2 separate regions of the Homo sapiens genome follow, and region 2 is linked to region 1. Evidence: chromatin contacts called from ENCODE Hi-C or POLR2A ChIA-PET data. All regions are on one chromosome and are shown on one strand. Each heading gives the region's core, a stretch centred on a gene start or an enhancer-like site at or near the end of the contact. The rest is flanking DNA. Distances are from core to core; before and after follow the strand shown.

Region 1 (2,826 bases), core at 117-2,616:
CTTCAGGCCAGGAGTTGAGACCAGCTTAAGCAACATAGCGAAATGCTGTCTCTAAAAAAATAAATCGGCCGGGCATGGTGGCTCATTCCTGTAATCCCAGCATTTTGGGAGGCTGAGGCAGGACAATCGCTTGAGTCCAGGAGTTTGAGACCAGCCTGAGCAACATAGGGAGACCCCATCTCTATTTAAAAAAAAAAAAAAGTGCCTGAGCAACATAGGGCGACCCCATCTCTATTTAAAAAAAAAAGGTGAAAAAAAAAATAAAAAATTTTTAAAAATCACTGTGCTGTACACACCTGCAACTTGCCAGAAAGTCAGTCCCAGAAATGGCTGTGAACTTTCTGGCATTCAAAGCAAGCAGGAAACCAGTTATTTTATGGTTATTTGGTTCCACTCCAAAATTCCTTACCATGCCTTGAGCTCATGGAGAATATCCCTGTAGCCATGTAGCCCAGGGCCGTGTGTGTAATCAGCAGGTGTTTGATAAATGCTGGTTAGCTGAGTGAACACACAAATGAACAAAGAGGTAGGCTTGATGCAGTTTGGTATTGAGATGAATGTCTGCCCTGGTGGCAGAGGAGAGAAAGCAAAGTCCTGTGGGACAGAGCTGGGGAGCCTCAGCTGTCCACGTGAAGGTCCTCTGCAGCAGAAGTAAGGACTCCCCAGTCATGAGCAACACAGTGCCCAAGTCCAGTGGGCTTGTCTGCAACAAAGAATCTATCGGCTCATGCAACTGCAGAGTCTAAGCATGTATGGTGTCAGGCATGGCCTTATCCAGGGGCTCATTAGGGCTTTATCTTGGTTCTCCAGCTTCTCATCTGACTGCAGAAGGGACTTTCTCTGGCCTGGTAGAAAGAGCATAAGTGCACGGGTTACTTGTCTATCCCTGATGGGGTGGCAAAGGGCAGTGGTAGGTTATGCAGATTGGCCAGGCCTGGCTCATGTCTCCACTATAGAGGAGGAGGGGATCAGGGCCCTCAGACCACATGGTCTGCATGTGCGGAGACAGTTGTTCTTTATAGAAAACCACGGTTTAGTTTCTAGAAAGCAGGAACTGGATACTGGGCAAACAAAAACCACCTGCCTAGGAGGCAAGGCCTCCGAGGGGCTGCCGTCAGCCCCACCCCCATGGCTGAGAACTTTTGAAGCTTCCGCAGCCTCCCCATGGTGGTCATTGTCATTACACTTGTCTGCCTTATGGGAAATTCCTGTAAATGAAAGCAGACCTGGAGTTTGTTCGCCGGCACCGTCAGGCAATGGGGAATAGAGAACCTTGCAGAGCAAAGAGGCTGCTCAGCATCATCACCACCATGTCTGGGGCTACAGAGGAACTGAGAAATGTCCTGTTTCCCAGGCAACCATGCACCCTGGCCTCTTGGTTTGGGCAGGGAGGGGGGTGGGGGAGTGTGGCACAGGTGCAAAAAGGCCGCCAGATGCTCCATCCCTCACCTATATGGTCCAACACTCACACCCCAAGGTCAGCCTGTGACCTCTGGGCTTGCCTCTTTGCAGGTGGCGGCCTACGGTGGGAAGTTGCGATACACCCTCTCCTACACAGCAGGCCCACAGGGCAGCCCACTCTCTGACCCCGATGTGCAGATCACGGTGAGCATTTGGACACCATGCTGGGTGGGCAGAAGGGCAGGATGGAAGCCAGGGGCACCCTCGGCATTTGTCCTTTGTCCTTTCCATCCAGCACTCAGTTTTCTGGCACAGGCTGGGGGAGTTAGGCCCATGCCCCCACATCCCTGCCTGGTTGGACACTACCCAAGCAGAGGATCCTGCTGCTGGGAGAAGGGGGCAGTGGGCATGTGCCTGACTCCTTTGGGCGCATGAGCTTGGGAGAGCAGAGAGGTGGGAGGCTGGGGGTTACAGAGAATCTAGGACTGGTGGAGGACACCCTGGCACCCCAGGGACCCCTCGGCTCCCCTTCCAATCCTGCTGGTGTCTTTCCAGGGCAACAACATCATGCTAGTGGCCTCCCAGCCAGCGCTGCAGGGCCCTGAGAGGAGGAGCTACGAGATCATGTTCCGAGAGGTAAGGGGCACCTGGCCATGCTGTGTCTAACCCCACCCCACCCTCCACCCTGACTCAGAGCCTGGCTTTGATACCCACCCTGTCTCTCGCTCCCCAACCTTCACCTGGCAGCCCTCAGTCAGTGCCTGTAAGGCAGGATTTGGGGGGTGGTAACTGTAGGAGCAGCCCACAAAGCCCACTGCCCCCGCCCACGTTGCCACCCCCAACCCAGGAATTCTGGCGCCGGCCCGATGGGCAGCCGGCCACACGCGAGCACCTCCTGATGGCACTGGCCGACCTGGATGAGCTCCTGATCCGGGCCACGTTCTCCTCCGTGCCGCTGGCGGCCAGCATCAGCGCAGTCAGCCTGGAGGTCGCCCAGCCGGGGCCCTCAAACAGACCCCGCGCCCTCGAGGTGGAGGAGTGCCGCTGCCCGCCAGGCTACATCGGTCTGTCCTGCCAGGTGAGTGTGTGGCCAGCTCCACCACCTCTGCACAGGCACAGAGGCATCAGCAAGCAAATCAGCCGGCGTCGCCGCAGCCTTGATTACCATCATAACTATAATGACCCCTGCATCTGGGCCCTGCATGTATTCCTCCCGACAGCCCTGAGTTACATATCATTATCCCCTTTAACAGGTAAAAAAATAGAGGTGCTGAGGGGTGAGTGTGTCCCAAGGGCACACGGCTAATGTGTGGCAGAAACTAATTTGAACCTGGGTCTGATTGACTCCAAAGCCTAGCATGTCCTAACCACTGGGCAGTGCAGCCTCACGTTTGGGCCACACTCTCCGGGGGTTAAAACCCAGTT
Region 2 (2,826 bases), core at 132-2,631, 160 kb before region 1:
CAGGCACAGTGGCTCATGCCTATACTTCTAGCACTTTGGAAGGCCGAGGCGGGTGGATCACCTGAGATCAGGAGTTCAAGACCAGGCTGGCCAACATGGTGAAACCGTCTCTATTAAAAATGCAAAACATTAGCCAGGCGTGGTGATGTGCGACTGTAATCCCAGTTACTCGAGTGGCTGAGGCAGGAGAATCGCTTGAACCCATGTGGCAGAGAAGGTTGCAGTGAGGCGACAACGCGGCACTGCAACTCCGGCCTGGGCGACAGAGCGAGACTCCGTCTCAAAAAAAAAAAAAAGAAAAAATAACTCCAGTGCACTGCGCCCTTACTTCCTATCTAACATTGTGCCGAACGTTATACACAGATCCTCCTCCGTATGATCCTTAGTTCAGGATCATAAACTCTTGATAAATTACTGCCCCAGGAACCTCCAGTGACATCAACCGCTGCTACCATTTGTGGAATTCTGCCGGCCAGACACCCCACACTGCATTCCCTCACAACTGATCCTCCCGATAGCCCATGGGGTAGGCACTGTTATTTCCATTCACAGATAAGCAAAGTGAGGCTCGGAGGGCGGGGACTTGCCCAAAGCCACAAGGATGAAAGGTAGTGCGATGACTCAACCGATAAAAATAATCCCGGTTGTGGTGGGGGGGAGCTGAGCCCGACTCCTCCCACTATGCTGCCGCGGCTCCGAAGGCCTAGCCCGAGTGCGGAAATGGGCTTCTAGGGTCCCAGGACGAGGTCCACCTCCAGAGCTGCAGTGAGGTCCAAGTCAGCCCGAGGAGCCCGCAGGTCCCACATTTCAGTCATTTCCCTACCCCAAAGGCAGGGACTCCCCGCTCCTGGGGCAGGCAGCCACTGTGGCCGCGAGCAAGCGTACTCGGGTTAGGAAGGAGAAGGAAGGGGACAGGGGGAACGTTCACCTACGCAGCTGCCACCTCGGAGGACGGGGGAGCGGGGGACGAGGAAAGATCAGGATAAGACCCTAACTCCCACAAATGACTCCAGGAAAGGGAGACCACCACTCCCCGAGCTTTGGAGCGCCGCGCGGGAACCGGAAGTCATGCCCCGCCCGGAAGTTAAGAGGAGGGGCATAGGTTGGAAGGGGTGGGCCGGGTCTCTCTAGCCTCCGCGGTACTACGCAGCTTCATGGTTTTAACTCTTGGTGGTCTTTTGACCGTCCTCAGTCCTTACCGTGCGGAGTTTTGGATACATTCTTAGCAGCTTTTTCGCTCCGGAGAAGTTCTTTATCTTTCTGAGCCGCAGTTTGCCCAACTGCAAAATGGAAAGAGATGAAGCAGGAATTAAGATACTCTAGGAGCTCGCCCACAGCTGATTCAGGGCCCCATTCTGAGGTTACACCCTTAAGCCTTTGCACCACTCAAAGGAAGGAAACCAAGAGAGAGGGGTGGCTGGCTGCTGTTTGGAGACAGTGGTCCTTGTATTGGCGCCCCGCGGAATCACTCCAGATGAGTCAGTGGATACAGTCTATAGGTCCCGCCTCATTGTACGCAAACAGCAGTGGGCATATGGCCGTGGGGGGTTGATACAGCCTGTCCGGGGTGGGACTCTGTGTGTATGGGAGGCTAAATCTCAGCAGGACTTTTCCAGTTGCTACCAGACTACGCACTGTCGCCTGATGGTTAAGAACTGAAGCTTTAGCCGTGCGCGGTGGCTCACGCCTGTAATCCCAGCACTTTAGGAGGCAGAGGCGTGTGGATCACCTGAGGTCACGAGTTCGAGACCAGCTTGACCAACAAGGTGAAACTCAGTCTTTACTAAAAATACAAAAATTAGCCGGGCGTGCTGGCAGGCGCCTATAGTCCCAGCTGCTCGGGAGACTGAGACAGGAGAATTGCTTGAACCCGGGAGGCGGAGGTTGCAGTGAGCCGAGATTGCGCCATTGCACTCCAGCCCGGACGAGGGAGCAAGACTCCATCTCAAAGATGAAGCTTTGAAGTCATACTGATCTGGTTTGCGTCTGATCACACAGGTTCAATGACACAGCCGGCTAGAGGAAGCAGAGATGCTAACCACTGCAGCCCCGATCTTAACCCTGAAGGGGAGGGATTGAGCTGTTAGAGAGAGGTACTCAGTTGACTTCTCCCTCTCTCTTTCCAGCTGGCATATCCGAATGGGCTGAGCTACCGGATTAAGAGGGACACCCCAAAGCCCCCATTGCTGGGTTATTGCTCCAGAGCCAATGTTCTTGGGGAAAGGAAGATATGCCCTTTGTCAACATTGCCACTGCTGGTCTGTAAACTCCTAGACGGCCAGCTGGTGGTTCACAAACCAGGACTCCTTGCTCTGGCCCTACCCCTACCTACCAGAATGACCGTGAACCCTTCCCCACTCACTCCTACAACCAGGTTTCCATCTCCTCTCTCAGCTTAGGTTTCCCTAACTGTAAAATAAAAGGGTTGGACTAGGTTAAGGACTTCCTGCTATTTCTCTCTCCCACACTCTAAGGTTCCTTAGGAATGCTTCAGAAAACAGCAGGGGTTGGGGCAAGGATGCCGCTTGAGTCCCAGAGCAACTCCAATTTCATAGGCACATAAATTTATGTGAAAGTATATACGTTTCGGCTTGTGTAAGATTATTTTATCATCCCAGGTAAAATTCAGCCTTTGTGCTTCATCTTTCCCCACCCTCCTGCTCACTCAGTTTGCTCCAAGAACACTGACCTTCTGGCTATTTTGCAAATCTGACAATCTGACAAGCTCATCTTCACTTCTTTTTTTTTTTTTTTTTTTTTTTTGAGACGGAGTTTCGCTCTTGTTGTCTAAGCTGGAGTGCAATGGTGTGATCTCGACTCACTGCA

Evidence for each region. A loop is a pair of places that touch in the nucleus more often than their neighbours do. ChIA-PET counts read pairs that join two places held with the same protein, here RNA polymerase II (POLR2A). Pooled maps may share reads with other maps.
Region 2: a map with no recorded cell type shows a loop between it and region 1 (10-fold over the local background). The contact joins the promoter of LINC00339 here to the enhancer-like site in region 1. A Hi-C loop is called at or near these places in 5 of 37 single-sample maps with no recorded cell type and 7 of 50 pooled maps. POLR2A ChIA-PET finds 5 or more read pairs at or near these places in 3 of 52 experiments (GM12878, H1 and endothelial cell of umbilical vein).

What each region holds. Positions count from the first base shown.
Region 1 is chr1:21,864,496-21,867,321 of GRCh38, reverse strand. It overlaps HSPG2 (heparan sulfate proteoglycan 2), which reads left to right. Exons shown (of 97, transcript NM_005529.7): 34 at 1,513-1,605; 35 at 1,957-2,037; 36 at 2,249-2,479. Among named protein-coding and RNA genes, the nearest start is that of LDLRAD2, 54 kb to the right of the region's middle. RefSeq lists enhancers at 1,095-1,164, 1,195-1,254, 1,151-1,956, 1,957-2,762. Within about 2 kb of position 1,366, at least 3 of the 41 ENCODE cell types and tissues checked have a DNase peak (open chromatin) inside an H3K27ac peak, as active enhancers do; they include GM12878, where a contact is called at or near this core.
Region 2 is chr1:22,023,746-22,026,571 of GRCh38, reverse strand. LINC00339 (long intergenic non-protein coding RNA 339) reads right to left here and starts at 1,381. Exons shown (of 2, transcript NR_023918.2): 1 at 1,200-1,381. LINC01635 (long intergenic non-protein coding RNA 1635) reads left to right here and starts at 524. Exons shown (of 3, transcript NR_110692.1): 1 at 524-608; 2 at 1,606-1,766; 3 at 2,127-2,578. RefSeq lists enhancers at 402-696, 774-883, 495-1,096.